Regions from separate parts of the Homo sapiens genome. Here region 2 is linked to region 1. Evidence: read pairs that join two places in POLR2A ChIA-PET (ENCODE). Cell type or tissue: IMR-90. All regions are shown on one strand. Links, peaks and the distances in the headings refer to the core of each region. The heading gives the core; the rest is flanking DNA. Region 1 holds the start of LOC107984928 (a long non-coding RNA gene). Region 2 holds the start of TCEA3 (transcription elongation factor A3).

What was found. Peaks named below come from ENCODE experiments on the same cell type or tissue, not always from the same donor. Only the 100,000 strongest peaks of a DNase experiment are listed, where the experiment ranks them.
Region 2: POLR2A ChIA-PET joins it to region 1 with 10 read pairs; 2 of 35 experiments call an interaction of 5 or more read pairs at or near these places.

What each region holds. Positions count from the first base shown.
Region 1 is chr1:23,572,308-23,587,353 of GRCh38, forward strand. LOC107984928 (a long non-coding RNA gene) reads right to left here and starts at 5,400. Exons shown (of 2, transcript XR_007065540.1): 1 at 5,120-5,400; 2 at 4,129-5,026. It overlaps LOC124903876 (a long non-coding RNA gene), which reads left to right. Exons shown (of 3, transcript XR_007065537.1): 3 at 440-1,393. RefSeq lists an enhancer at 2,450-2,539. In IMR-90, for the core only: no CTCF peak of the experiment used is centred there; DNase peaks (open chromatin) are centred at 5,254, 6,184 and 9,094; H3K4me3 peaks cover 820 bases; H3K27ac peaks cover 3,670 bases.
Region 2 is chr1:23,417,782-23,432,827 of GRCh38, forward strand. TCEA3 (transcription elongation factor A3) reads right to left here and starts at 6,967. Exons shown (of 11, transcript NM_003196.3): 1 at 6,784-6,967; 2 at 1,296-1,358; 3 at 123-228. The coding sequence starts at 6,852. LOC124903875 (a long non-coding RNA gene) reads left to right here and starts at 7,085. Exons shown (of 3, transcript XR_007065535.1): 1 at 7,085-7,380; 2 at 8,397-8,479; 3 at 9,931-11,202. It overlaps ASAP3 (ArfGAP with SH3 domain, ankyrin repeat and PH domain 3), which reads right to left. Exons shown (of 25, transcript NM_017707.4): 23 at 13,915-14,137; 24 at 13,254-13,344; 25 at 10,782-12,149. The coding sequence ends at 12,075. RefSeq lists an enhancer at 1,361-1,919. In IMR-90, for the core only: a CTCF peak has its summit at 4,061; DNase peaks (open chromatin) are centred at 4,320 and 4,740; H3K4me3 peaks cover 871 bases; H3K27ac peaks cover 1,152 bases.

The DNA.
Region 1 (15,046 bases), core at 4,140-12,139:
TAGCTGGAACCACAGGTACATGCCACCACAGCTGGCAAATTTTTTTTTTTTTTTTTGAGATGAAGTCTCACTCTGTCGCCCAGGCTGGAGTGCAGTGGTGCAATCTCGGCTCACTGCAAGCTCCGCCTCCTGGGTTCACACCATTCTCCTGCCTCAGCCTCCTGAATAGCTGGGATTACAGGCGCCCACCACCATACCCAGCTAATTTTTTTGTATTTTTAGTAGAGACGGGGTTTCACCATGTTAGCTAGGATGGTCTCGATTTCCTGACCTCGTGATCTGCCTGCCTGGTCCTCCCAAAGTGCTGTGATTATAGGATTATAGACCACTGCGCCCGGCCCAATTTTTTTGTACTTATTTGTAGAGACAGGGTCTCTCTATGCTGCCCAGGCTTCCAAACAACTTTTGTGACAGATACTATTATCATCCCATTTCACAGTTGCGGAAGCATCAGAAAGGTGAAGCCACCCGCCTAAGACCGAAGAGCTAGAAGCAAAAGAGCCAAATTTCAAAACTGCAAAGTGTTCCTGACCTCTGGGCTGTCCTGCTTCCTGGAAATTGCTTGGGCAGTGCGCTCCATCTTCCTGGGGCATTTAACCCACAAGTTTGCTAGCAGCCATGTTTTCAAGCTGCAACAACTACTTCTTGGATGGTGAGAATTGGGAGAGATGGCAGAAGGCCTGGGGAAGAGTGGGGATGCTGGGAAAGCCTCCTGGTGAGAAAGCTCAGGCCACAGCTGGGCCAGGGACATCCACAGCAGTCTCCAGGCTCTGACACCCCCTCCCCAACCCTGACTCCCTCCCAGGGGAGAGAATAACTTGGCTCCAAAGCTGAGGCCAGAATATAAGCCAGAGACCTGCTGACCTGACCCCCCCACCCTGGAATCTACTGAATCTGGGGCCAGGAGCAAGGAAGGGCTGACCCCAAACTGAACAAATCAAAAAGCCAAGTTCCCCTCTGAGCCCTGCAATTTTTTTTTCTTTTGGACCAAATAAGGAAGGAGCACCTGTTACTTTATAATCATACTGTAGGACAGCCTCGAGTTGAAAGCCATGGGATCTGGAGTCTTGAAAACGCGGTTCAAGCTCCTATCTTTTCTATTTCCAAACTCAGTGTCCTAGAGCAACTCACTCACTTTCCCCAAGCTTCAGTTTTTCTATCTATGAAATAGACAATGATACTCCTGTTAAGAGGGCGCTTGTAAGGATTTGGGGGACCAGAGGTTAAATTCGCTTCATTTTAGTTCACCTACGTTACTTATGTTTTGTTACATGTCTTAAGTTATGGTTTTAATAATCCCCCCACTCAAAAATAAACAAGATTAAAAGAATAATGAAAATAGTTAATAATAAGTGTCAACATTTATGGGCACTGATTTTGTGCTGTTTCAAGTGCTTTATACACATTAACTCATTTATCTTCATAAAAAGCCTATGAAGCCATTATACAGATGAGGAAACAGGCTCAGAGAGGCTAAGCATGTTGTTCAAGGTCACACAGCATGGAAGAGGCAAGCCGACTGACTCCAGAGCCTTAGCTTTGTGCCAGTCAGAATGGAAAAGAACTCCAAAAGACACCAACCTGGTTTATTCAAGTGCTGGCATGTAAGGATAAGGAAAAGCAGCCATCAGTTTGAATGACAGGCGATGGGTCCGGAGTAATTAGCCAAATGTATGAAGATTTCACCATTTCTAAACCATCCTGTTATATGACCACACATACCATCTTCATGGAAGTGCAGTAGCATCACCATGACAACTACTTTTGTGTTTTTACCTCTAATGTAATCGATTGTATTTTAAAATATTTTTAAATGAATAAAAGCTTTTGAATTTAATGTTTTAAGTAGGTAATACTTTCACCTGGTTAAAAACTCAAAAAGCTCGAGAGGCATAAAGTGAAAGGCCTCCTTCTCACCCCGGCCCCTGCCATCCTCTTCTCACAGTCAGCCAATGTTGCTAGTTTTGTGGGGAGGGGAAGAACTGATACTTTTTGAAAGTAGAAAGAGTGTGCTTGATTTGTTCTGAGGTCACAAGCCATAAAGCCCACCTTACTCTGGTTGATTTCTTCAGGTCGGCCTCAGCCTGATTTCCTGTACCCTTTGAGGCACTGCTGCTTCCTGCAGGTGATGGTTAGTCCCTTAGGGAGATGGTCAGTCCCTTCTCCCTCTGAACTTTCCCCTGAGGCACCCCCTTCAGTACCCGCTATGCTCCTGACCACATTCTCTCTGGCCTCTAGGCCTGACTGGTTCTCCATCCCCCAGAACCTGCAGAGCCTGTAAATGCCAGAGAAATCTCATCATCTCACACAGCTGATGTGGTAGAGGTGGACCCAGAGGTCACACCTGGGTGGCTTCAGGCTATATCTAGCCTATGAGATTTTTTGTTCTTTTTTGGTCTGCACAGTGATGTCAGAATTGGAAATCTTCACCTGAAAGTCCAATTTTCTGATTTCACTTGAAATATTGGCAGACTCAGCCACACTGAACCCATACTGATGCATGATGATGACAGCTGGAGCTGAGCAGCAGTTGCTCCCTTGAGAAGGAGCACAAGCTCTCTGGGTTGTATGGTCCCCGCCACTCTGGGTTGGTTAACATGGTAGGCAGGATCATAGTCACCTCCAAAGATGTCTGTGTCCTAATCCCTATAATTTGTGAATGTACTGTTACACGGCAAGTGGGAATTAAGTTTGCAGATGGAATGAAGGTTGCTATGCAGGATTATCTAGGTGGGTCCAATGGAATCAGAAGGGTCCTTAAAAGTGGGAGAGGGCAGCAGAAAAGAGTCAGAGAAAGAGAGGCAACCACGAAAACAGGGTCAGAGAGATGCCATGTTGCTGGCTTTGAAAATGAAGGAAGGGGTCACAACCCAAGGAATGTTGGCAGCCTCCAGAAGCTGGAAAAGGCAAGGAAATCAATTATCTTCCAGATTCTCCGAAAGGGAAGTCCCTGCAAACACCCTGATTTTAGCCCAGTGAGATCAGGTTGGTTTGAGAGCATAAACTTAAGTTGTTTTAAGTGACTAAGTTTGTAGTCATTTTGTTATAGCAGCAATAGAGAAGTAATACAGTTAATATGGGCCCTTGTAGGTCTCCAGGGATGGGGGAGTGGGGCACAGCTGTGAGAGCTGTTGTAAGTGTGCAAGACTCATAGCTTAAAGAGCTCGGTAAATGGCCATGAATGTTCTAATGAATAGGCGTAGCAGGCGGGTTCTGGGCAGAGTAGAGATATGGGTGACCCTTGCTTTGGTTTTTTCTCCCTCCACTCTTGTGACACCCTCTGCCCAGTTTCCTTCACAGCCCTGGGGCTTGCTGAGAGAGCCGGGCTGATATGTCAGGCCTTCAGCATTGAGTAGGGCAATCACTTAGCAAGTTGGCAGGTCTCAGCAGCTGGTGGAGGAATCTGGGCTCTGACTGAGGACAGGATTAGAGGTCAAAGTGGGAAAGTAGGGAATAGGCCCCAGACTGAGTAAAAAGACCAGGAGAGCTGAAGGTGGGGGAGGGTCAGGAGCAGGTTCTGAAAGGGGGTGCAAAGCTAGGCAGGGCCCAGACTTGAGGCCTGTTCTAGGTGGTGCTGGCTGGTAGGGGAATGACTGATGGTCTAGGATTGCTGAGGACAACTGTGCACCTGCCAGCACTGTCCTAAGCCTGCCTCTGAACACTAAGCTGTCAGCCTCTGTTTACCTTCCACTCTCAGTATAACCTGCATTCGGCCTATTTGTTGGGAGGCAACTGAAAAACTAATTTATCCTGAATTATTCTTAGTGACTGATAGTGGCTTACTGTGTCAGATACTTGCCAAGGAGATTCATGTTGAAGTGCATATCATTTTAACCTAAAAAGATGAAGTGCATTTAAGGTAGCAGTGTCTGAGAAGGAAAACCTCATGGCTACTGGTGGTGGGGGGTGGCAGGGAACATAGGATGTCACACGGTGGACAGCCTTACCTGCTCACAGGGCTGTACACCCCCAGGAGGTCTCTCATATTCCAGCCCCCATGTCCTTAAGTCTCTTTAGATTTTTTTCACCTGGGCTTTCATTACAATTCTTTTACTTTCCGTGTTTCCTGGGTAAGCTTGTTTATATATTTTTAGCAAACATTCATGTAACACTATGTGCCAGGCACCATTCTAAGTGCTTTACAAATGTTTATTTAGGTAACAGAGGTACTGTTGCCTCCATTTTACAGATAAGGAAACTGAGACACAGAGAGGCTAATTTGCCCAAGACCACGTGGCTAGCGAGTGGCTACACTTTCTGAGCCTCGGCTTTCTTGGCTGTTAAATTGATATGTATATACAAGCGCCCTCTGCATAGCAGGGCTTCTCAGACCCAACACTATTGACATTTTGGGCTGGATAATTCTTTGTTGTGAGGCTGTCCTGTGCATTGCAGGATGTTTAGCGGTATCCCTGGCCTCTACCACATAGGGTATTCACTGCCAAGAGATGCCAGTAGCAACTCCCACTCAAGCTGTGACAAACCTAAAATGTCCCCTGATCTTGCCAAATGTCCTCTGGGGGCAAAATCAACCCTAGTTTAGAACCACTGCCTAATAGGATCCTGGGGAGGATTAAATGAGCTATTTCATATAAAATACCTTCCGGCAATCCCTTCCCCATTCCTTCCATAACTCTATGGTGAGTTCTAACTCCTCAGAACCCTCTTGTTCTTTCTGTTCCTCTACTGTTTGGAAAATGTGCCCACCTATGGAGACTGGGTGCTTGAGAGCTTCTTGCAAATCCAAAGCTGTTCCAGGAGCTAGACCTGATTCCAGTCCTGTCATTTCCACAGACATGCTGTGGGACCTTGGCTGAAGTCCTTCCCCTCCTTGAGCCTCGGTTTCCCCATGTGTACGAGGGGGCTGACCCAGAAGCTTTCCGAAAGGTCTTCTCACTGCAGGAATCAGTGACTGGGTGATTCATACCAAGTGCAAATTCCCCTCACAAAGTCCAAATTCTTCCAGCGACTTAGTCATTCCAGGGTTTGAACTTTCTCGCAAAAACCATTTGAAAAATTCTTCCAGCTTAAAAAAAAAAAAAAAAAGCTATTAAAAGAAAGTAAAAGTTTCAAAACCAAATCCTAGGCAAACAACCCTGAAAACAATACACACACATACATATACATACAGCACCCAAGGTAGCTCTGAGAACAGGATATGAAACCTTGCAGGCCGGCACTAAGAAATGATTCACAGGCCTTTGAGATGCTTCTATTTCAAGACACAGTCCACCCACTGGATCTGGTGGCTCCAAAAACAAACTTTCAGCTGCTGTTTCTTATCGCAGTGTGGTTCGCCTGGCCAGTATCCTTGGGTCTCAAGAGCTCCAGACAGAAGACAAGGTTGAGTCCTGTGAATTCCCTTTCTGTTCTATTTCAAGCCTCAAGCTGCTGGCTTGTTTAAAGAAAGTCTTTTGCATCCACCTTTTGGTTGGCTGACCCGAGTTTAAAGCAACATAGCCTAATGGGTTCGTAGCACAGCCTGCGAATTCATAATTTTAGTTTAGCAAGGCCTCTGTGTGGCTCCAGCAAGTCCTACTGGATCCTGGGCTGGTCATTCTAGAAGCTGTCTCCAGCTAAACAATCCTGCCTGGCTTTCCTTATACATATCAATATTATACTTGCCCTAGGCCAGGATTAAGAATTTTAGCACAAATTCAAAATTTCATGCTTTTATGTAAAATAGAAATATAAAAGTAATTCATTCGATGAAATGCTTACTGAGTGCTCACTATATGCCAAGCACCAGCAATGTACTGGCGATAAAATACAGCCCCTGCCTTCAGGAGCCACATTGAACAGGAAAAGCAGACAATCTAAATATACATAGTAGAAACACATGGAACTATTCCCTATGGGAAATGCCCTGCATAAAAAGTGATACCAAAGTTGGAGCAAAATTGAAAGAAATGCAAATGCTTGTGATACGGTTAAGTACATTTTCATCTGTACTTACCCTTGATTTTGTTTTAGATTTAGAAAATCTTGAACTTTCACTGTTGCTTCATTTGCCCTCCAAAAATCCAGAATCTTACAGAAAGGGTCAGTGTCTGGATCAAACATGTTTCTTATCTAATTTCCTTGCCCCAGTTTTTGTTTATGCCATCATTGCTGCATGGAGTCCTCCCTCCTCTCCTTGTGTATCCTCCAAGTTCTGATGCAAAGCCCACTTCCTCCAGGAAGCATTCGCAGACCCATCTGGCCACATCCTCGCTGTTCTCTAAACACACATATCTCATGCTCTTGACTTGGCCTTTAGCCTGTCCTGCCTTATGATCTCTCTTGTACTTCTGTCCTGAAGTTTTATCTAACTTATGAATTGGGGGAAAGAGGACAGGCACTGACATTTATTAAGTGTTTTATTGGTGACGGGCATTTTGCTAGCTCTTTACTGTATATAATGTGCCTGGTATGTAGAAGATGTTCAATAAATATTTGTTCAACGAATGCTTCAGTGATTTGGCTTAAACCTAACAATAACCCTATGAGACCAATTCTATTAGTATTCCCATTTTACAGATAAGAGAACTGAGGCACAGACAGGTAAAGTCTGCATTTGAGGGCTTTCTGTCTTAAAAGTTGAAGTTCAGACTTTCTCTTCTTCTCTGTTGCTTTTTTCTGCAAATAGATTTCCCTGAAGTGTCTTGATTAATTAATAGGACATATACTGTGCTCCCTGCTTTATCCCATCTCAGGCAATATTACCTGTTCTCTCCGTTGTGAGCCCATATTTGTATTTCTACAGTTAGTTTAGAAACCACTCTGCATCAGGCGTGGTGACTCACGCCTATAGTCCCAACACTTTGGGGAGGCTGAGGCGGGTAGATTGCTTGAACTCAGGAGTTCGACATCAGCCTGAGCAACATGGCAAAACCCCATCTCTACAAAAAAATGAAAAATTAGCCAGGCCTGGTAGTGCACATCTGTGGTCTCAGCTACTGGGGAGGCTGAGGTGGGAGGATCATTTGAGCCCAAAAGGTGGAGGCTGCATTGAGCGAAGATTGTGCCACTGTACTCCAGCCTGGGTGACAGAGTGAGACCCCATCTCAAATAAAAAAAATCATCACCCCACCATTACCTGTGCCTTGTCTACCTTTCCCACTAGACCATAGGCAGCACTAATGTAGTATGACTGCTGTGCCCCTGGCTGGCACACTGCTCATGCTCAGTGAAGATTTGCTGAGCCAGGGTGGTAGTGGTGGTGGTGGTGGTGATAACAATAGGTTGAGTAGTGATGTTCCCCAAAAGATATGTGTTAATTTTTTTTTTTTTTTTTTTTTTTTTTTTTAGATAGAGTCTTGCTCTGTTGCCCAGGCTGGAGTGCAGTGGTGCGATCTCGGCTCACTGCAAGCTCTGACTCCCGAGTTCACACCATACTCCTGCCTCAGCCTCCTGAGTAGCTGGGACTACAGGCGCCGGCCACCATGCCTGGCTAAGTTTTTGTATTTTTAGTAGAGACGGGGTTTCACCGTGTTAGCCAGGATGGTCTAGATCTCCTGACCATGTGATCCACCTGCCTCGGCTTCCCAAAGTGTTGGGATTACAGGCGTGAGCCACTGTGCCCGGCCAGATATGTGTTAAATTTTAATACCCAGTACCTGTGAATGGGACCTTATTTGGAAATAGGGTATCTAAAGATAGAATTAAGGATCTTGAAATGATATCCTGTATTTTTGGTGGGACCTAAATCCAAGGACTGATGTGCTTATAAGAGAAAGGAGACCAGGCACGGTGGCTCACATCTGTAATCACAGCACTTTGGGAGGCCGAGATGGGCGGATCATGAGGTCAGGAGTTTGAGACCAGCCTGGCTAACATAGTGAAACCCCATCTCTACTAAAAATACAAAAATTAGCCGGACGTGGTGGTGCAAGCCTGTAATCCCAGCTACTCAGGAGGCTGAGGCAGGAGAATTGCTTGAAATCAGGAGGTGGAGGTTGCAGTGAGCCGAGATGGTGCCACTGCACTCCAGCCTGGGTGACAGAGCGAGATTCCATCTCAAAAAGAAAAAAAAAAGAGAGAGAAAGGAAAGTAAGATTTAAGACACAGAGACACAGTGAGAAGAAGTACAATTGAAGATGGAGGCCGAAATTGGACTTATGAAGCCTCAAACCAAGGCATGTTAAGGCCACCTGTAGAAGCTAGCAGAGGGGCATGGAGCAGATTCCCCCTCAGAGCCTTCAGGGTAACCCCACCCTGGCGACACCTGCTTTTGGACTGCTGGCCTCTAGAACTGTGAGAGAACAAATTTCTATTGTTTTAAGCCACTGAGTTTGTGGTAGTTTGTAACAGCAACCCTACGAGATGAGCACAGAAGGTGAGCAGGACTTTCCCGCCTATGAAATTCAGGGTTTTGGGGAAACAGCTTCCACTCTGGGGCCTGACAGACCTGGGGTTGGCACCTGCCTGTCCTATGGTCTTGACTTTGCTCCCCTGAGCCTCAGTTTCTTCCTTTGTAAAGGGGAGAGCCAGAGTAAAGCTGCATTTGTAGAGTGCCAGACAGTGTGCTAAGCCCTTTATCGCATCCTAAGACTCCGCTTGGATGATAATAGGCCAGGAACGCCATTAACAAAGAAACTGTGTTTGAAATTGACAGCTTCACATTGCCACATAAGAAGCAACCTCCACCTCGTGTTTTTGCTTTGAATCTGACCATGTGGTAACTCAAGAAAACTCATGAATATTGGAGTCAGACAGGACAAGGTTCAAAGCCTGGCTCTGGTGTTTACCAGCTGGGTGAAACTGTGTGATCTGTCTTGCACTTCTGAGCCTCTCATAGTTTGCAAAATGGGAATGGTACTGGTCCCTACTTGATGTTGATGTGATGATTAAATTAAACGATAATTTTAAAAGCATGCTGTTACGAGCTGTGCCACAGAGGGTAGCACAGTTCCAGCACATAGGGGAGGCTTCTCTCTGAAGATGCTACTGCTGAAGATGCTGGTTCAGGAGGGGACAATCCAGGAAGAGTAAGCCAGTACACAGAGGACGGCAACAGCTGGGGACTGATTTTCCCAGAGGAGGAATGAGGGACAGCGCAGGCCTCTTGGGCAGCTGCTTCCTGGGGTTGTGATGTCACCGGCCCATCCAGGAGGCCACAGTACCAGCGCCTGTTACTGCCTCCCAGCTGGCCGGCTCCACTTCCTGCGCCCTGAGCCTGCCCTTGCCTTCTTTCTCATGACCCTCGGGAGGCAGCTGGGCTGCAGCTCAGAAAGCAACGCTCATCTGCAAGTTGGGACAGCAGAGGCCCTTCATTCCTCCCCAGGGCTCCCACACCTTGGGAGGGACTGTGAAGAGTGACTCTTGTCCAGTGGTTTTCAAACTGGGTTCCTCTAAGCCCTGGGGTATTAGTGCCCCAGGGACCCCTGAAGGTAAGGAGGTGGCGCGTGGTGGAAGCAAGGGGCACCCTAAGAAGGCTCAATTCTTTTTTTTTTTTTTTTTTTTTTGAGATGGAGTCTCTGTCGCCCAGGCTGGATTGCAGTGGCGTGATCTCAGCTCACTGCAAGCTCTGCCTCCCGGGTTCATGCCATTCTCCTGCCTCAGCCTCCCAAGTAGCTGGAACTACAGGCGCGTGCCACCACGCCCGGCTAATTTTTTGTATTTTTTAGTAGAGACGGGGTTTCACCATGTTAGCCAGGATGGTCTCGATCTCCTGACCTTGTGATCCACCCACCTCGGCCTCCCAAAGTGCTGGGATTACAGGCGTGAGCCACCATACCCGGCAGCAGGCTCAATTCTAATGCCACTCCCTTCACTCTCCAAAGCAGCTTTTTTTTTTTTTTTTTTTTTTTTTTTTGAGATGGGGTCTTACTCTGTCACTCAGGCTGAAGTACAGTGGCATGATCTGGGTTTATTGCAGCCTCGACCTCCTGGGATCAAGCAATCCTCCAACCTCAGCCTCCTGAGTAGCTGGGACTACAGGTACATGCCACAATGATCAGCTAATTTTTTATTTTTATTTTTGTATGGACGGGGTCTCCTCATATTGCTCAGGCTGGGCTCGAACTCTTGCTCCAGTGATCTTCCCACCTGGGCCTCCCAAAATGCTGGAATTACAGGTGTAAGCCACTGTACCTGCCTAACAGCCCCACTTATTATTATATTTTTTTAGACTGAGTCTCGCTCTATCACCCAGGCTAGAGAGCAGTAGCACGATCTTGGCTCACTGCAAGCTCTGCCTCCCGGGTTGACACCATTCTCCTGCCTCAGCCTCCTGAGTAGCTGGGACTACAGGTGCCCACCACCATGCATGGCTATTTTTTTTTTTTTTTTTTTTTGTAATAGAGACAGGGTTTCACCGTGTTGGCCAGGATGGTCTAGATCTCCTGACCTTGTGATCTGCCCACCTTGGCCTCCCAAAGTGCTGGGATTACAGGCGTGAGCCACTGTGCCCGGCCACAGCCCCACTTTTTATCTTGTTTATGAATTGAGTCTTCATATCAAATTTAATTTGGGAAAAAAAGACTGTGACAAAAGAAAGTTCAAAAAACCTCTGATCTTATGCATATGGGAATTAAATCCCAGTTTAAAAAAACGCTCCAAACTATTCTACTCATTTCATTTTCTAGATGGGAGACTGAGGCCAAGTGAGGAGGGGGGGCTCATTTGCAGCCACCCAGTGAATCAGTGTCAGAATCAGGAACCAGGCCTCCTGCTATACCAGATTCTGTTTCTACATCATTTGGTACCAGGTGTGGGGTGGGGGGCAGACAACTCTGATTCTCACACCTGGCAATCACCACCTTACTTCTGTCACTCCGGGAGGCACAGCTCAGAGGCAAAGTGAATCCAACTCAGTGACAGAAAACTGAGCCTGAAGCTAAACATGCAATCATCTCACCTCACTGAGCCTCAGTTACCTTCCTCTGTCAAAAGATAATACCGGTACATAGGCCTGGTGTGGTGGCTGACGCCTGTAATTGCAGCACTTTGGGAGGCTGAGGTGGGCGGATTACTCAAGGTAAGGAGTTTGAGACCAGCCTGGCTAACATGGCAAAGTCCCGTCTCTAATAAAAATACAAAAATTAGCCGGTGTGCTACAAGCATGTGCCTGTAACCCCAGCTACTCGGGAGGCCAAGACAGGAGAATTGCTTGAATTTGGGAGGCAGAGGTAGCAGTGAGCTGAGATCGCACCACTGCATTCCAGCCCGGGTAATAGAGACTGTCTCAAAAACAACAACAAAAAACTGGTGCCTGAAGAGGAGTACTGAGAGGACCTAACTTATTAGTTGTTCTTTCAACAAACATTTTGAAAACAACTACTATGTCCCAGGCAATGTGTGTGGCTTTGGGAACCAAAACAGAATCAGGATGTCAGGCTCTTGCTCTCATGGAAACCTATATTTTTATGGGAAAGACCAATAATACACAAGTAATCAAAGAAATCAATAAGAAAATATCAGAGAATAAATTCTATTATTAAAATAAAAAGAGTAATCAGAGGATATTTCTGATTAGATTGGGCAGTTGGAGAGAATGCTCTAAAGAGGTGATATTTGGGGCCAGGCATAGTGGCTCATGCTGGTAATCACAGCATGTTGGGATTACTAGGTGGGAGCTGAGGTGGAAGGATCACTTGAGGCCAAGAGCTTGAGACCAGCCTGGGCAACATAGTGAGACCCCATCTCTACAAAAATTAGCCAGGTGTGGTGGTACATGCTTGTAGTTCTACCTACTTGGGAGGCTAGGGCAGGAGGATCACTTGAGTCCAGGAGTTTGAGGTTACAGTGAGCTATGATTGTGCCACTGTACTCCAGCCTGGGCAACAGAGTAAGACCTTGTCTCTAAAAAAATAGGCAATATTTGAACTGAGACCTCAATGAGCAAACACCTAACTTATTAATACTAAATGTTAATGCTAAAATAGCAACATGTGAAGGACAAAACTGATAACCATGAGTGTTTATTTGCATTACAATTGAATTTTTGGAAATGTATGTAATGTATATGGATCATGTGTCTGTTTCTCCACTTGAGTTTAATGATGGTAATAACTATTAACATTTTTTGCACACTGGTAATATGCAGTGTCCTCTTCTAGGCATTTCGATGTTTTGCTTCATTTAATTCTCACAGCAATCTTGTAAGGTAGGCACTGATATTTTTCAATTTTACGATTTTTTTTCTTTTGAGACAGGGTCTTACTCTGTTACCCAGGCTGGAGTGCAGTGGCACCATCTTGGCTCACTGTAACCTCTGGCTCTCAGGCTCAAGTGATCCTCCCACCTCAGCCTCCGAGTAGCTGGGACTACAGGCGTGTGCCACCATGCCTGGCTAATTTTTTTGTATTTTTGGTAGAGATGGGGTTTTGCCATGTTGCCTAGACTGGTCTTGAACTCCTGAGCTCAAATGACCCATCCACCTTGGCCTCTCAAAGTGCTGGGATTACAGGCATGAGCCACTGTGCCCAGCCTCAATTTTACAATTTTTTTTTTTTTTTGAGACGGAGTCTCACTCTGTCACCCAGGCTGGAGTCCAGTGGCGCGATCTCAGCTCACTGCAAGCTCTGCCTCCGGGGTTCACGCCATTCTCCTGCCTCAGCCTCCCGAGTAGCTGGAACTACAGGTGCCCGCCACCATGCCCGGCTAATTTTTTTGTATTTTTTTGGTAGAGACAGGGTTTCACCGTGTTAGCCGGGATGGTCTCAACCTCCTGACCTCGTGATCCACCTACCTCGGCCTCCCAAAGTGCTGGGATTACAGGCGTGAGCCACCACACACACCCCCCTTTTTTTTTTTGAGACAGAGTCTCCCTGTTTCACCAGGCTGGAGTGCAGTGGTGTGATCTCGGCTCACTGCAACCTCTGCCTCCCGGGTTCAAGCAATTCTCCTGCTTCAGCCTCCCGAGTAGCTGGGACTACCAGTGGGCACCACCACGCCCAGCTAATTTTTGTATTTTTAGTAGAGAGGGGGTTTTACCATGTTGGCCAGGAAGGTCTCGATCTCTTGACCTCGTGATCCATCTGCCTCAGCCTCCCAAAGTGCTGGGATTACAGGCATAAGCCACCGCGCCTGGACAATTTTACAATTTTTTTAACCACGATTTATTGTTTTACAAATAAGGAAATTGAGATGCAGAGAGGTGAATTGACTTGCCTGAGGTCACACAGCTAGAAAGTGGCAGAGCTCCACCTTGAATTCAGTCAATCTGGGACCCATGGTTTTAGCCATTGCGCAGCTTTGCCTGGTCCTCTAGACAGTCTGCCCATAGTAGGTGCACAATGAAGAGGATGTCTGCTTCTGTTTGGAGAGAGGGAGCTCTGACCAGGTTATTTAGGGTGTTCAAGACCCTTGACATGACTGCCCTTTGAGTGGCACATGAAGTCTTGTGCTTTCCCTGCCTTGCTCTCTCCAACCTTCCAAAATAAATCCTTGACGGCCCAGGGGCTGGGGGAAGGTGGATAATGACTTGAAAATATGCTGGCATGACACACGATAGCATCTGCAATCATGGATTGTGAAATCTAGACAAGTTCTGAGACTGTGACTCACAAATTTTACGTCAAAAAGGAAATTACAAAGGAATAACTAGGAGCATCTTTTACAGAGCGTCCTTCTCTGGCTGTGTCACCCTGAGCCCTTGATCCTACATTTTAGTCATGGCAGGCGTCTGGAATACAGATGCGAACCTTGCACCACCATCCCTGGCTCAAAGCACCCGGCTCTCAGGTTCTCTCTCTCTTGAGGATTGGCTCTGGCTCTTCCCGAGCTACCTCCTGATCCTCCTGTAGTTCCTCTAAGGTGATGGCTCCAGCTGAGAAGCCTGGCAGGTCTGGGTTCAAATCCTGACTCAGTCACTTACCGGCTGGTACCCTTGGCCACTTTCTGGATCTCCATATTAAATCCATATTCAAGGATTAATTAGGGCTGCAGATGCTCACCTTCTAGGGCTTTTTTTTTTTTTTTTTTTTTTGAGACGGAGTCTCACCCTGTCAGCCAGGCTGGAGTCCAATGGTGTGATCTCAGCTCACTGCAACCTCCGCCTCCCGGGTTCAAACGATTCTCCTGCCTCAGCCTCCCGAGTAGCTGGGATTACAGGCGCCCGCCACCATGCCCAGATAATTTTTGTATTTTTACAAATAGAGACAGGGTTTCACCATGTTGGCCAGGCTGGTCTCGAACACCTGACCTCGTGATCCACCCACCTTGGCCTCCCAAAGTGCGAGATTACAGGTGTGATCCACGGCACCCAGCCCTTCTAGGGCTCTTGCACAGGATGACAGCTCCAATATCCTCCAAGAAGGAATTGTCTATTGTGTTCATTGCTATATCCCAGGGCCTGCCTAGAATGGTACTTGGCAAATAGTAGACCCTTAATAAATAACTGCCAAGCAAATGAATAAAAGTCCTAGTACAGTGTCTGGCACATAGTAGATACTCAGTATCTGATCACTTTTTTTTTTTTTTGAGACAGGGTCTCACTCTGTCGCCCAGACTGGAGTGCATTGGTGCAATCTCAGCTCACTACAACCTCCGCCTCCCAGGCTCAAGCAATTCCCCTGCTTCAGCCTCCCAAGTAGCTGGGATTAGAGGTGCATGCCATCACTAATTTTTCTATTTTTAGTAGAGACAGGGTTTCATCATGTTGGCCAGGCTGGTCTCTAAGTCCTGACCTCAGATGATCCACCCGCCTTGGACTTTTTTTTTGAGACAGGATCTCGCTCTGTCAGCCAGGCTGGAATACAGTGGTGTGATCATGGCTCACTATAGCCTCAACCTCTCAGGTTCAAGCGATCCTCCTGCCTCAGCCTCTTGAGTAGCTAGGACTACAGGAGTGCACCATCATGTCCGGCTAATTTTTGTATTTTTTGTAGAGACAGGGTTTTACCATGTTTCCCAGGCTGGGCTCAAACTCTTGGACACAAGCAACTCATTCATCTTGGCCTCTCAGTGTTGAGATTCCAGGTGTGAGCCACCGCACCCGGCCATCACATCACTGTTATTATTACTACTAATTCCTGAAAGAGACCCCCCTGATCAGCTGACCTCAGAATTCCTGTTGCTCAGCCTCTAACTCTCTCAGGATCCATTAATGTACCAGTTTCTT
Region 2 (15,046 bases), core at 2,515-10,514, 160 kb before region 1:
CCATCTGTCACTGATTAAGTCACTCAACAGACATACACTGAGTGCTGGCTATGAGCCAGGCCCAGTCCTGTCCCAAGTGCTAGGAGAAAAACAGGGCTCAAGACAACCTTGTCCTCTCTCACCTAGCAGCCGCTTCCAGTTTTTGATAAGGACTTTGGCCAAGGACACCACCTCCTTGTCTGAGCAGTGCTTGCGGACCCCATTAACAGCAACTCCAATCCTGGTTGTCTGCAAAGTGAGAGGGTTAAGGCATAATCTGGGAATGGATACACAGGAATGGCTGCCATCATTGGCAGATCCTGCCCCAGCTCTACCACCACCTCCCCTTCCAACCTGGACCCCCAGAGTCCTAGCCCTGACTCCTGGCTGAGGTCAGAACCCCACTACTGTAACTAAGGCCCTGCTCTGCACGAGGCCGAGGGCCCAGGGCTAAGCCTGACATGGAGGATATCTGTAGCTTTGGTGAAACCTGAACCTAGGGTTGGGGGTGGCACTTGGCTGACTGTCAGGACCCCTCCCATTCCCAACCCTCTAGTGTCTATTTTTTTGAGATGGAGTCTCGCTATGTTGCCCAGGCTGGAGTGCAGTGGTGCAATCTCAGCTCACTGCAACCTCCACCTCCCAGGTTCAAGCGATTCTCGTGCCTCAGCCTCCTGAGTAGCTGGGATTATAGGTGTGCATCATCGTGCCCAGCTAATTTTTGTATCTTTAGTAGAAACGGGGTTTCACCATGTTGGCCAGGCTGGTCTCGAACTCCTGACCTCAGGTGATCTGCCTGCCTCGGCCTCCCAAAGTGATGGGATTACAGGTATGAGCCACCGTGGCCAGCTCACTCTAGTGTCTTTGAGCTCCAGTTTCAACTGAGACAGCAGCTCCGGCTATGAGACCTTGCATCTGTCTGTGCTGATTTTTCAGGGCCAGGAGCTTTTGGTAAATCTGGGGACTTTAAGGGCTACACAGGGATTTTAAATGGGGGCTTTTCCCTCTCCCTGGATCATTGGCCTCTTGGATCCCACAGGCCCAGGGCCTTGGGAATTGGGGTATTCAAGAAAAGCGAACCAGTCTTGCTCCAAGGCCCAGAGGTCCCCTACACCTAGAAGATACCCTCTCCGCCCCCGAGATGCCCCTGTGTCCCCCTCAGTCCCTCCCTGGGAGGTCTCCACCTCAAGATCCCCTCCCCACAGGCCCCCCTCAGAAATTCCTCCCAGACTCCACCTTCCCCCACCAGGGGTCTTTCCCTCCCCCACCAGCTCTCCCCCCAGGCACTGTCCCAAGGCTTCCCACCCCCGCCCCACCTGTAGTAGCTGGATGGACATCTGGCAGCTGTGCAGCTTCTTCAGAAGGTCCAGGGCCCCTTCCTGTGGGAGGCCACAAGGTGAGGACTGGGGCCTGGGTCCTGACCAGGCTTCTCTGACTATTGTGTGGTCTTGGTACAGAGAGCAGGAGGATACAGACAGACATGTGGCCGAAGGACAGGCAAGGGGCAGAAGGAAGGAGAGAGACGAGAAACAATCTGTCCTAGGTGGTGCTCTAACTTCATCCCCCGCCACCTGCTGGGTTCAAACCCTCTGAGCCAGGCTCCTGACCTCCAGCCTTTGGTTCTGCTGTGCCTCTCCCCAGGAATGCCCTCCCCCTTCCCCATCTTTCCTCCCAAATGAATTCCTTCCTGGCTTATTGTTGCTCGTGTGCCTGTAGCGTCCTTCCCTTACCTCCCCACTGTGAACTTCGCAGGGTGAGGACTGGGAGCCTTTTAAAAAACAAAACAGAACAGTTTGGCCAGCATGGTGGCTCACACCTATAATTCCGGCACTTTGGGAGGCTGAGGTGGGCGGGTCACTTGAGGCCAGGAGTTCAAGACCAGCCTGGCCAACATGGTGAAGCCCCATCTCTATTAAAATACAAAAATTAGCCAGGCGTGGTGGCGCATGCCTGTAATCCCAGTTACTCAGGAGGCTGAGGCAGGAAAATCGCTTGAGCCCAGGAGATGGAGGTTACAGTGAGCCAAGATCACACCACTGCACTCCAGCCTGGGTGACAGAGCGAGACTCCAACTCGAACAAAACAAAACAAACAAAAAACAGCTTTTTTGAGGTATAATTCACATACAATAACTGCACACTTTGCAGTGTAAAATTTGATAAGTTTCAACATACGTGTACACCCATGGAACCCTCACCACAATCAAGATAAAAGCACAGCCACCAGCCCCAAAAGCTTCTTCCTGTCCCCTTTCTAATCCATCCCTCCCCATCCCCAATCCTAAACAACCACAATTCTGCCTTCTGTTACTATAGTTGACCTTGTATCTTTAAGGATTTTATGTAAAGAGTATGTAGGGCAAAAACCCTTTTTTATCTGGCTTATTTCGGCATAATGATTTTGGAGACTCATCCATGTTGTCTCGTGGATCAGTAGTTCCTTTTTATTACTGAGTGGTTTCCACTGTATGTATGTACCACAGTTTGCCTGGCATTTTTTGAGACAAGATCTCACTCTGTTGCCCAGGCTGGAGCGCAGTGGCACAATCACAGTTCACTGCAGCTTCGACTTTCCAGGCTCAGGTGATCCTCCCACCTCAGCCTCCCGAATAGCTGGGACCACAGGTATGCACCACCACATCTGGCTAATTTTTTGCATTGTTTCGTAGAGATAGGGTTTTGCCATGTTGCCCAAGCTGGTCTCAAACTTCTGGCCTCAAGTGATCCTCCTGCCTCGGCCTCCCAAAGTGCTGGGATTACAGGCGTGAGCCACCACACCCAGTCTACCACAATGTTTTAAATTCATTCACCGGTTGATGGGACTTATGGATAGGTTCCAGTTTGGGGCTGCTAGAAATAAAGCTTCTAGGTACATTCATTTCAAGTCTTTGTGTGAACAGGTACTTTAACTTCTCTCGGGTAAAGAGAACCGTTCTAATCTCTGAGAACTTAGGGCTCAGCAGAGAGTCCAGTGCTCCCTGAGTGGATGAACTTGTGCAGAACTAAAGCAGAAAGAAGGCAGGAGGCAGAAAAAGGCTTAGGTTTGAAAATCTGTGAGCTGCCAGGCCCTGGACACCCTCCGACCCATTTCAGCCTTCTCCTTTCCCCCAGCCCCTTCCTAGAAGCCATACCTGCCTGCTGTCCTGAGATCAGTTCCCTGGGGAGCACCAGGGGACGGTGTCCTGTATGTTCCTATCCTTGGCCCACAGTTCATGGTTCCAGCTGCCAATCCCCACCCTGGCAGGACCTGGACCATGTCCTAAGAGCTGCCCTCTGTCAGTCCTTAGCCTCCCTGAGAACTTGGGTTCACAGTAGGTTTTCAGAAGCGTGACCTGCAGATGTGTGTGTATGTGAACTTGGGGGTACACAACTCCAAGTGTAACATTAATTAAAGGCTTGCTATGTACTAGGCACTCTTCTAAGTTTTTTACCTGTATTATCTCATTTAACATTCACAATGGCCCTATCGGGTAGGTCCTGTGTATTATTCCCATTCTTACAGAATTATTATCCTGTGTTCACCAAAGAGCAATCCAAGAAAGAGAGAGGTTAAATAATTTTCTCAAGGTCACATGCTTTATAAGGAGCCAAGTTGGGATTCAAACTCAGTCCTTTTGGGCTCTAACCACTATACAAATTGTGTTAGCATGGGCGCAGATCTGTCTAGACATACACAATCATGGAATATCAACATGGGTAAGTGCAGTGGTGTGCTGGCCAACGTTTAACAACCAGTTCTCAAGGAAAAAAAAAAAACTGACCTGTAGTGTTTGCCAATTTCTGTGGTGTAAACACTCATCCCATGGCCAATTTCAAGCTACCAACATGCTGTCACTGAACTGAAGGAAGTTTTGGGAGGAGACGTACACTACCATACCATTATATAATATTTCCACTGTACAGATAACAATAGAAGTAAATTATCTCTGACCATACATGACAGTACAATGTAGTAAAACAATCAGGAAGTGATTATTTTGGAGGATTCCTTACCTTTGTTTTTAATATAATTTATTTATTGTAAGCAGATAATGTAGTTTTTTGAAACAATTGCTGTGTTTAACCACCAGGTTGCAAAATTCCTGAAAACGCAACAATCTGTGTTAAGCCAGTTCCAGCTCTCCACTGGGTGTATGCCTCGTGTGTCACAGCTGTATAACTGGGTCATATTGGAGGAGAATAGCCATGAGCCTGGATTGTAGCTGGATAAACAAAGCCTTGTGCAAATGTTGCTGGGTGTATCTCTCTGAACATACAAATGGGTTCTGTAGCCAGTAGTATCTCTGGTCTAAGTGTGCAGCTGTGAATATGCAGCTCCGGGCACAGCTGTGTCTATTTGGCTTTGTGGGATGACGCCTGTGTTATAAGATCTGAATGTATAAATGTGGCTGTTTGCTAAGTCTGTAGCATTGCATGTCTGGGTGTAGCTGTGCTGCGTGCATACGTGTGTGGCTGTCTTTGTGTATCATTCTATAACTATAATGGTCAATGTGGGTCATATGGGTCAGTATGCTTGTCATGTTGGTGTCAGTAGCCGTGTCTCATACGCAGTTAGGTTCAGTTGCTTGTTTAACTACTGTGTTGTGGCCACATGTTATAGCTATGTGTGTGTATGTAGCTGTGACCGTAGGCACTTGGTTGCATGTTTGAAGTTGCTTCTGTTAGTGCATGCTCAGAGGATGTGACAAAGCCTTAAGTGGCTGAGACTTCAGCAACCGGCAGTAAACCCCGGGCCTGAGCTGCAACGTGGAGGATCCGTCTTATTACAGGAAGTATGTCCTCCTCTGCCTAACCACTGCTGGGCGGGTCCACTTTCACTCCCAGAGCAGGCCCCACCTTTCTCGGCCAGACGCCCAGAGCTCCATGCCCACCCAGACACTGCCGAGAGCCCAGGCGCAGACGTGGCTGTAAACTGGCTCCATGCTGCAGGGACCCTGCGGCCAGACTTGCATCTTTTCAGGGGACAGCTCTGGGCACTTCCACAGGAATCCATCTCCAAAAGACACCATTTCCTCTTCCCATTTCACAGAAGAGGAAACTCGAGGTCCAGAAAGGGAAGGTTGAGTGGCTTTTGCCTAGGGCCATAAAAGGAGTGAGGGGGAGGCCAGGGCAGGTCCCGTCCTCTTCAGCCAGAGCTCTATCCCAAGCAGCCTGCCTCTCCTCCGGTCTCTAGGCGTCCCCACCCTACCCCTCTTACCCAGGGGCCCAGAATTTCTTTCCTGGCCCAAGCTTGGGGGTCAGTAAGGAGCTGGGCTGGGATAACCCGTCTATTTGAACTGGAATTTGGCTCAGAATCCCTGGCTGCGCTCTGCCAACCCCAGCTGAGAAAATGCTCCCCCAAGACTTGTGGCTCAGTTGTACTGAGGATTGTGGAGGAGTCTGGAACGGGGAGTGCATGGAGGTTGGGAGTGTCAGGTGAGAAGCTCCCAGCACTCTGCAGGTTTGTGCTGTATCTTTCTGTGTTGGACCTGGCTGCGTAGAAGCAGGTCTTGTTCGCCAGTTCTTAGCAAGCACAGGTCTGAGTCCTACTAAGGGCTTTACATCTCTGTCTCATCTCTCCAATCCTCACCGCTGCCAGCAGAGACAAGAATCCAGTGACATCCCTTCTCCAGAGGCAGATAATCTCATCTCTTTCTTACAGATGAAGAAACTGAGGCTCTGGCCTTTATATGGACACCAACTCATGACTGCCCAGTGTCCACTCTAGGGCTCCCTGCCACTTCATGGTTCCAGTGACCCTTCCCTGGGCCTTGGCTACTCTTCCTGGCTCTAAAACTTCCCTTAGTGTCTCTTCCTTTCCCAGGCTCCTAAGTGTCCTGGAAATGCAGGTGGCTGCAGCACATGGCTACGGATGGTGGGAGGAAGAGGACCCTGGAACAGGAACGGGAGGTGGGAAGGGCATGCTCACCAGGCTCCCTTTTTTTCCCTCCCAGGGTGAGCGCAGGCCCTCCAGGACCCAAGGCCAAATTTGCTCTGGCCAGGCGACCAGTCGGCCGCCAGCCCCAGGCAAAGATCACGGGGAAGATCAAACATTAACTTCCAGCTGGGTCTGCGCTCTGGCCAGGACCCTCCGGTAGGGCTGTCAGCCCTGCTCCCAACCTCCCGCCGAGCCCGCTCCTCCCTCCGCCCTCGCCCTCGCTGCACAGGCCTCCAGCCCGGCCCCCTTCCCCCGCCCCGCGGGCCCCCGCACCTGTTCGGCCCCCGCCCGTCCGGGCCGCACCCCAAGGCCAAGGAAAGGGAAAATTGCCAAAAGAACCGCTCCTGACGCACCAAGCGGTGGGGTCGCAGGATCCACGGCCTTTTACTTCTCTCCCGCAGACCCACTCCGGGGTGCAGGGATGCAGCTCAGTACCCCCGTCAGCCCAAGTTTCTCTGCCACTTCTCGGGCCACCCGGATTTGCCCCCCGCCCCGCCCCCGCCATCGCCGCCGCTCCCCGGGCTTTGCACACGCCAAGCCCTGGGACTCCCAAAGTCCTTTCCCACGTCCAGCTCTCTTCGCCCGCTTTCCTGGGCCCTGCACTAGCTGCCCAGGGTGAACCCTACACGTCCAAAGGGACGTGCACAAGTCGCGCCTCCGGGACCCGCACGATCCCCCTGGCGTCCTGGGCCACGCACACGCCCACCTCGAGGTGCTCAGCAAGGGTCCCCAAGGGGCCTTGGGCCCTGCACCAGCCGCTCCTCCCTCGGGTCCCCGAGTCCCGTACGCGCCCCCATGGCGCCCCGCCAGTACGTCCCCACCCCGGAATCCGGGGCTTGCCCGCGCCTCCCGGGGGCGGGGGCCGTGGCCCAAACTCTGCAGCCTCACCGTGTTCTTCCTGGCCACCATCTTCTCCAGCTTTTTGGCGATCCTCAGCAGCTCCTCTTCCTGGCCCATGTTGGCCCGCGACGCCCGGCGGGGCGAGGGGCACAGGGGCAGCAGTAGGGCCTCGGGGGCAGGAGGCGCGAAGGCGGAGGGCGCGCAACCCGCGCGGGCCCCAAACACACACGACACACACGCCCGGCGGGGGCGGGGCTCTCCCCACCCCCACCCCCCCACCGCCCGCCTCCCAACTGTGCGGGGGAGGGGTGGCGGGCACTAAATATAGACTTCAAGGACTTGCCCGGGCACTGATTGCCCGCGCCGGCCGATCGGGCCTCAGGGGAGGGACGAGGCTGAGAGAGGGGACCCTCCAACTCCGGCCCTTCCAGGGGCGCCGGGGGACCGAAGAGAGATTTGGGAAGGAGGGCTCTCTGGCGAGCTGGGAGGCTGTGACCTGGCCACAGGCGGCGGTCGCGGCGCGGAGGGCGCCCGAGGGTGTCCCAGGGGCCCTGGGAAGCGTTCTGGGCTCCCGCGTCTCTGCACCGTTGCATCTCAAAGCGGGAGGACACAGTTCCGCGCCTATGCCCAAGTGGAGGCAACTCGGTGCGCTCGAATCCCGTGTGTGTGTGTGTGTGTGTGTGTGTGTGTGTGTGTGTGTGTGTGTGTAGATCACTAAATCCAGCTCTGCTTTAACCTGCACTCACTCCATCGTGCACACGGCCTGTGCATGCCACGTGTATCCAGGCTCCTGTTTGCCTCTGTCTACCTAAAACTTCCTTTGCTGGCTGTTTTGTTAGTAAGGCTTTGCATTTTTAACAAGCTCCTATGTGCTGGGGGTGCTGCTGGTCCCAGAACTACACTCTCGAGTAGTGAGAGCTTATCGGGGAGATTCTTTTTATTTTTTTGAGACAGGGTCTCCCTCTGTGGCTGAGGCCAGAGTGGAGTGGAGCAATCAGGCTCACTGCCTCGACTTCCCCAGCTCAAGTGATCCTTTCTGCCTCAGCCTCCTGAGTAGCTAGGACTACAGGCGTGAGCCATCCATCATGCCCAGCTAATTTTTTAATTTTTTGTAAAGACTAGGTCTTACTACGTTGCCCAGGCTGGTCTGGAACTCCTGGTCTCAAGCGATCCGCCTGCCTTGGCCTCCCAAAGTGCTGTAATTACAGATGAGATTCTTTTTTTTTTTTTTTGAGACGCAGTCTCGCACTGTCGCCCAGGCTGGAGTGCAGTGCCACGATCTCGGCTCACTGCAAGCTCTGCCTCCCGGGTTCACACCATTCTCCTGCCTCAGCCTCCTGAGTAGCTGGGACTACAGGCGCCCGCCACCACGCCCGGCCAATTTTTTTGTATTTTTAGTAGAGATGGGGTTTCACCATGTTATCCGGAATAGTCTCGATCTCCTGACCCCGTGATCTGCCTGCCTCGGCCTCCCAAAGTGCTGGGATTACAGGCGTGAGCCACCGCACCCCGCCGAGATTCATTCTTAAGTGCACCAAATTTTGAGAAATATTGATCCAGGTGCAAGGCTGCCAGGTCAGGCCAGTATCCCCTCAGTGGGGTTGGGTTTGGAAGTCATCTTAGTGGAGGGGTGGAAACACAATTGTGCCTATCTTCCCCAGCCATGCAGGGATCTGCCTTCCTGTGGAATGATCTCCAATGATCTTCAAGTATCTCCTGCAGACCCAGTTCTCTTGCTAAATAAGTGAGTTTAATGGACAGAAAATGATCTTCCTGTGATGGGGGTGGGGCTCAGGAACCTGGAGGGAAGGCATGAAAAGTGGTCCACAGTGTGTGGGAGCTGGGGTTGGGGTGTCGAGTGAAATCTCCTGATTTTCCTGAGAGAACCGCATTTCAGCTTGGGTCGCAGAGGCAGCTTGGTGTGGACACCTATCTTCTAATTGCTATGTGACGGGGATCAAGGTAGGACAGAGTGGGTTTTTTTCATCCATTCAACAAATACGTATTGAGTGTCCAAGCAATGAACAAGACAGACCCAGTCCCAGAAAGCTTGAGACTCAGTCTATGGGCAAGAGAAACCTTAAACAAAAACAGACATAGTCAATTAATGCATTTATCATAGCTGGGGTGAAGGGCAGGAAGCAGTGGAGGATAGCTTAAGGACACATTTGAGGGGACCTGCACTATTTAGGGTGTCAACTTCTCTGAAGAAACGAAGTTTAAACTTTGGGCTGAAGTACACAGTGGCCGTTGAGGGGAGGAGGAAGAGTGTTCACGGAAGAAAGGAAGAGGCATTCAACATATATTTATGGAGCACCTAATATGTGCCAGGTAGTTCTTGTTCTGGACATCCAGAGAGGAACAAAACAGTCCTCCCCTCTTGGAGTTCCAAATGTGCAAAGCTTAGGGATGGGAGGGTGCCTGGCCTGCCTGACAGTGTTGGAGGAACTGAAAAATTGGCGTGGCTGCAGCACAGAGGTGAGGAGTGTGGGGAGAGGCAGTGGGTGGGACCTGAGCATGCAGTGCCTGCCGGTCACATTTGGGAAGTTAGACTCTAATGGTTTGGGATTCTCTGGGAGGCCTTTTGGCCAATCCCAGCCAAGCCCTTCTGGGTTGAAGAGACTCAACCTCAGCAGCCTGAGGCTACTTAGGATTGCCTTATTAAAAAAAAGGCCAGGAGCAGTGGCTCATGCCTGTAATCCTAGCACTTTGGGAGGCCAAAGCAGGAGGATTGCTTGAAGCCAGGAGTTCAAGACTAGCCTGGGCAACAGAGAGAGACCTCGTCTCTACAAAATATTTTAAAAAGCTGGGCATGGTGGCGTGGGCCTATAGTCCCAGCTACTCGGAAGGCTGAGGCAGGAGGCTTGCCTGAGCCCAGGAGTTCAAGGTTACAGTGAGCTCTGATTGTGCCACTGTACTCCAGTATGGGAGACAGAGCCATCAAAAAAAAAAAAAAAAGAGAGAGAGAGAGATTTTTCTCAAACTTCCACCCAGTCACCACCCTGAGATGCGCGACATCAAAAAAAAGTTAAGACTCCTAGAATGTCAGGGTATGAAGGCCCCTAAGAAAACATGGAGTCCAACCTCTTTATTGTATAGATGGGAAGACCGAGGCCTAAAGAGGGTGATGATTCTCTCAGGGTTGGACCCTGTTGATACCATCATATCCCCTCTGCCTACCTGTCCACCCTACAGGTCACTGGAAGATAATTCCTGGACACACCTTGGACAGCTCCCCACATTTCTCTATTTGGAGCTTTGGGGTGGTAGGAAATTGATGCCCTCAGAAAGGACACCCCCAACCAGCAAGAAACCAGAGTTGGTGGAAAACATCATTTCTTCACTCTCGATGGGACAACCTGAAGGCATGTTCTAGTCAATACTCCTTCTCACAGGTCCCCAACAAGAGTTAGAGACAGAGTCTCGCTCTGTTGTTCAGGCTGGAGTGCAGTGGCGCCATCATGGCTCACTGCAGCCTTGAACTCCTGGGCTCAAGCAATTCTCCCACCCGAGTAGCTGGAGTATAGGTTCTCACCAACACGCACAGCTCTTTATCTTTGACTTTCTGTTTCATTTCTCTATTCCCTCATTATGCTTCCTGGGATCATTTCACAGATAAGCTACTTGCTCCCAAATCCTTGTCTCAGGGGCAGTCAACAGAGACAGTGGCAGAGGACCATGGGAGAGCTAGAATTTCAGGTCTCCAGACTCCTAGTCCAGTGCTCTTTCCAGGGTTTCTCAACCTTGGCACTATTAACATTTTGGACTGGATAATGCATTGCTAGGGAGGGTTGACCTATGCACCGTAGGATGTTTAGTAGCATCCCTGACCTTTGTCCACTAAATGCCACTAGCATCCTCCAGTTGGGAACAGTCAAAACTGTTTTCTGCTTTATCAGAAGTTCCCCGGGGCAAAACACTGTGGTTGCAAACCACTATTCCACATCAGGCCATCTCCCTTGCCAGGTCCAGAGAAAGAATTTCAAGCCCCAAGATTCCTTTCCCCTCCCTGTTGCTCTTTAGATCACATAAATGAAACCACTGGAAACTGACCCCCCAATCCTTTATTAGAGATGAGTGAAATAACAAGTCTGAGATGAATGAAACCAGACACTGGGGGCTCAAAAGACAACCCTGTTCCTGTGGGAACCACAGACCAGTCAGGTCTCCAGGGGAAACAGCACAGCCTCCCCAGCCAGGCAGCTGTGTTGGCCATTGGTGCTCTCTAGTCTCCCCTGCTTGGCTTGGCCCATTCCTGCCAGGGCCCAGCACCCAGCAACTGGCAAGTTGAGATGTTAGTGGTTGATGATGGCTTAGGTGTATCTGCTTTCTCATTGGGGCTGAGCAATGATAGAATTTCTAGGGCTGGGAAGCAGAACCCTTAAGTCTCTGCCCTCCCAATTCTATTACTCTCCCTTCTTTCTTTGCCTCTCCATTCCCTCAGACTAAAAGGCTCCTGAGTTGACCAAGAGAAAGAGAAGAGAAGTGGGCATCCATCAACCCTGACTATTCCTTTCCTTCCTGCTAAATCAAGGACACAGGCAAATGTGGGTGCATCTGACTCTACAATTTGGCTGGGGAATATAGGAGAATGCCTAGGGAAGGCTGTGCTGTCCCTCAAAAGGAGTGACATTCAGAATATTTTTATTTAACAGCCAGTACAGCATGCATGTTGACCAGCCAGAATGGATGTGATCTGTAGACAATTGTAATGGTCATATAGGTATAAACCAGCTGAGTCCAGAGCCATGCCCTGGAATCTGACCCTGCCTATTCCCAAGCCCAACCCTTAAGACCAGCTTTCCACCAAAGGACCACCCCTGCAGGGCCCTTGTCTTACTCGTGTGGTATCTGAAGTGCCTAACACAGGTCCAGACATAGAGTTGGAATTTAGTGAAGGAATATTAGACTAATAAATGGCTGGCTGAGAAGACAGTCCCTACTTGGCAGGGTCCCTGATCTGGAAGTCAGTGATGGAGGGCTCTCCTGCCCTTGTGAAGCCCCCAGACTGACGGGGGAAATAGAGTCTCGATCTGATGAGGGACTGAGAGTTCTGCAGCTGAAGCCAGCTCAGGAGCACTCAGATCCAGCCACAGGGCTCCCAGGCCCCTAGCGGGTAATGAGATAGGAAAGAACCGCCATCAGTCCTAACAGGGAAAGGCCATGTGTCCTTGGTAGAGGCATGGCCTGTGGCAGGAAGAAGGCCAGCTACAGAGGCACAAGGGACAGAGAGAGTGAGATCCAAGAGAACAAATGTCTCAGCTCCCCAGTTTTGTGAGCTCAAGTCCCAGCTCTGAACATTGGGGCCTAGCATGGGGCATGTGGGGGCCAGCAAGGAGCTAGTCTTGCAAAAGTTGCACAGAACTTGCTGGGAGACTCCCAGTCCTTGAGCCATCTCCTTCAGTGATGCCAACCTGCAGAAAGAAGGATGAAACTGACATTTTCAAAGCACCTGTAACATACCAGGTGTTCATCTCACTCAGTTTCACATCTGTCCTATTGTAGATAAATTAAATTATTCTCATTTTACAGACAAAGAAACTGAGGCTTGAGGAAGTGAAGCCACTTATCCAAAGTCTCCTTACTCTAAAGCCCAAGCTCTTGCTATCATACACACCACAATCACAGGCATCAATTAAATGCCATCTGATGGATACTTGGTTTTCAGGGCAATAGTGGAACCAGAATATGGACATAGATTTGTGTCTGCTGACTAACTCTGGTGGACTAAAGATGACGATTCCCCAGACAGAACCAGCTTTTGCCCCTGCCATCCTGACTCCCAACACAACCAATGCCATTCTGAGGAATTCCCAGAGGAACAAGGGACAGAAGAGGCTTCTTTCCCAACACAACTGGCTCTGATCTGTGCCCACTCCTAGGTTCAACTAATATATGCCATTGTTGGAGACTTGGTGATTCAGCAGGGAGAAGCTGGATTAAGGATGACAGCTCTTGCCCTGTCCCTGTCACATCCCTCTATGCCTGGGATCTGAAAGTCCCTGTGGATTCCAGGAGACTCATGAACAAGGGGAGAGTTAGGCAAACAAGGGCTGGTACACGGCCACCTAATCCTGCCTCTTCTGCAGGGAAGTGATGCCTTCTCTGAGCGACTGGCCTGGCTAACACAACTTTCCTCATCCTCCCCTGGGGAGAAGCCAGAGCTTGGGCCTCATGATCACTGCCATCCCTCAAGGCCTGGGCTCTCCTCAGCTTCACCCAGCCCTGGGCTGGAGCATGGAAAGAGGAGCACCAGGACAGGGACTGGCCAAACTGCAGCCACCTGGGCACCAGGACAGGGACTGGCCAAACCGTGGCCACCTGGGCACCAGGACAGGGACTGGCCAAACCGTGCCCACCTGGGCACCAGGACAGGGACTGTCCAAACTGTGGCTGCCTGGGCCCATCTGTACCCCAACCATGGGGAGGTCTCCCACCCCAATACGCCTACTCTTGACTAACTCTGCCTCCCAGGCACCCTGCCACCGCCCCTCAAACCATGGTCCCAGAGTTCCTACCGGCACGTTCCTTCTGGGCAGAGGCTGCCTGGCTGAGGGACCATCTTCAGGGCTCCGCGCCCCCCGCCGATAGGAGCGAGTGCTCTCGGAGCTGGAAGGCAGGGAAAGGCCAACATGACCCTCATGTCCAGAGAGCCCCTCAGAGTGGGGAGAAAGGGCTCAGGAACAGAGCCAGTCTGGGGGCTTAGGATGGGTGGGTAGAGTCCACAAGGCCCCCAGGCCAGGTCCATCACAGGCCCAAGAAGGCTGGAACTGACCTCCAGAAGACTCTGTGGATATCTGCAGGTCTACTTCTCCCCAAACTCCAGACTGAATGGGTTTGTATGGAAGGGAGAAGACTGGATCCTGGGTTGGAGGTGGGGACAGAGTGAAGACCCCACTGAGAGCCTCTAGAATAAGCCACACAGGGGGCTAAGCCTACTTTACTCCAACATCAGCAGGGAGGATCCCTGGCTCCTCCTCAGCTCTCCATGCAGGATTTGGGAGCAAGTGTGTGAAGGGGGAAGGGGTCCCAGGGTTCAGCATTTCTGCATAAGTGATGGGCCCAGAGATGGCGTGTGACCCAGTCTTTAGGCAGGTACTATTTAGAGGTGTGGAAATCAATGGATGCTCAGAGAAGTCAGGGGATTTGCCCTGGTTGCACAGCTGGGCCCTCACCAACCTGAATCTGACGGGGAGGTACATCTCCGAAGGGGTGGTCCCGGATGTCAGGCTGGGTCTGGAGGTGCCTGGGGGCTCTCGGAGGCCCTCTTCAGAGTTGGGTGGGGCTTGGCTGGGATCCCCAGGTTCCAAGGGGCTCATCAGACTGGAGGAGGAGGCTGGACTGCCCAGGCTCTCAGGGGTCTCAGGGGCCTCTGAACTCAGGCTGGAGACTTCAGAACGATCTGGAATCAGAAACATCAGAAATGATAAAGCTTTTCTTTATCACTTGCTCTGTGCCCAACCTCAAAGCAGTCTCTGGCCTCTAGGATTTTTTTTTTTTTTTTTTTTGAGACAGAGTCTCACTCTGTCACCCAGGCTGGAGTGCAGTGGTGCAATCTCGGCTCATTGCAACCTCCGCCTCCCAGGTTCAAGAGATTCTCCTGCCTCAGCCTCCAGAGTAGCTGGGATTACAGGTGCATGCCACCACACCTGGCTAATTTTTGCATTTTTAGTAGAGATGGGGTTTCACCATGTTGGCTGGGCTGGTCTCAAAATCCTTACCTGGGGTGATCCGCCTGCTTCGGCCTCCCAAAGTGCAGAGATTACAGGCACGAGCCACCACATCTGGCCTAGGATCTCTTCTGGTTCTCTGCCAATAGTCCATTCCCCATCTACCTGTCCAGTATTCTCCTTCAACTGATGAAGCCTTTGTTCGCGGTGGCCAGGGCCATGCTGACTCACTTTTTTGCTTGTGCTCATACCCTGTCCCAGTTTGGATTCTCCTGCTCATCCCTCAGGTTCACTCATATGCTATCCTCACCAGGAAGCCTTCTTAAACCAACCCCCAATCCCAGCAGGACATGCTCCCTCTCCAACTGCCCCAACCTCCCACAACAAGTCTGTTCCTTCATTCGACAAATAGTTCTTGAGAACAGCCAGGCTCTGCGCTAGGCACTGGACAAATAGTATTCAATGAAACACTCAAAGTCCTTGTCCTTTTGGGATTTACATTCTATATCACATTGTGCCTTGTATTATAATGAATTGCATTCCAGTTTTTATCTCCCCTACTAGACTGTGTCTTGGTAGCCCTCAAAGGACTCAGGATGAAGGGGATGCTCAATAAACTCGTTTCTCTCTTGTTAAGTGGA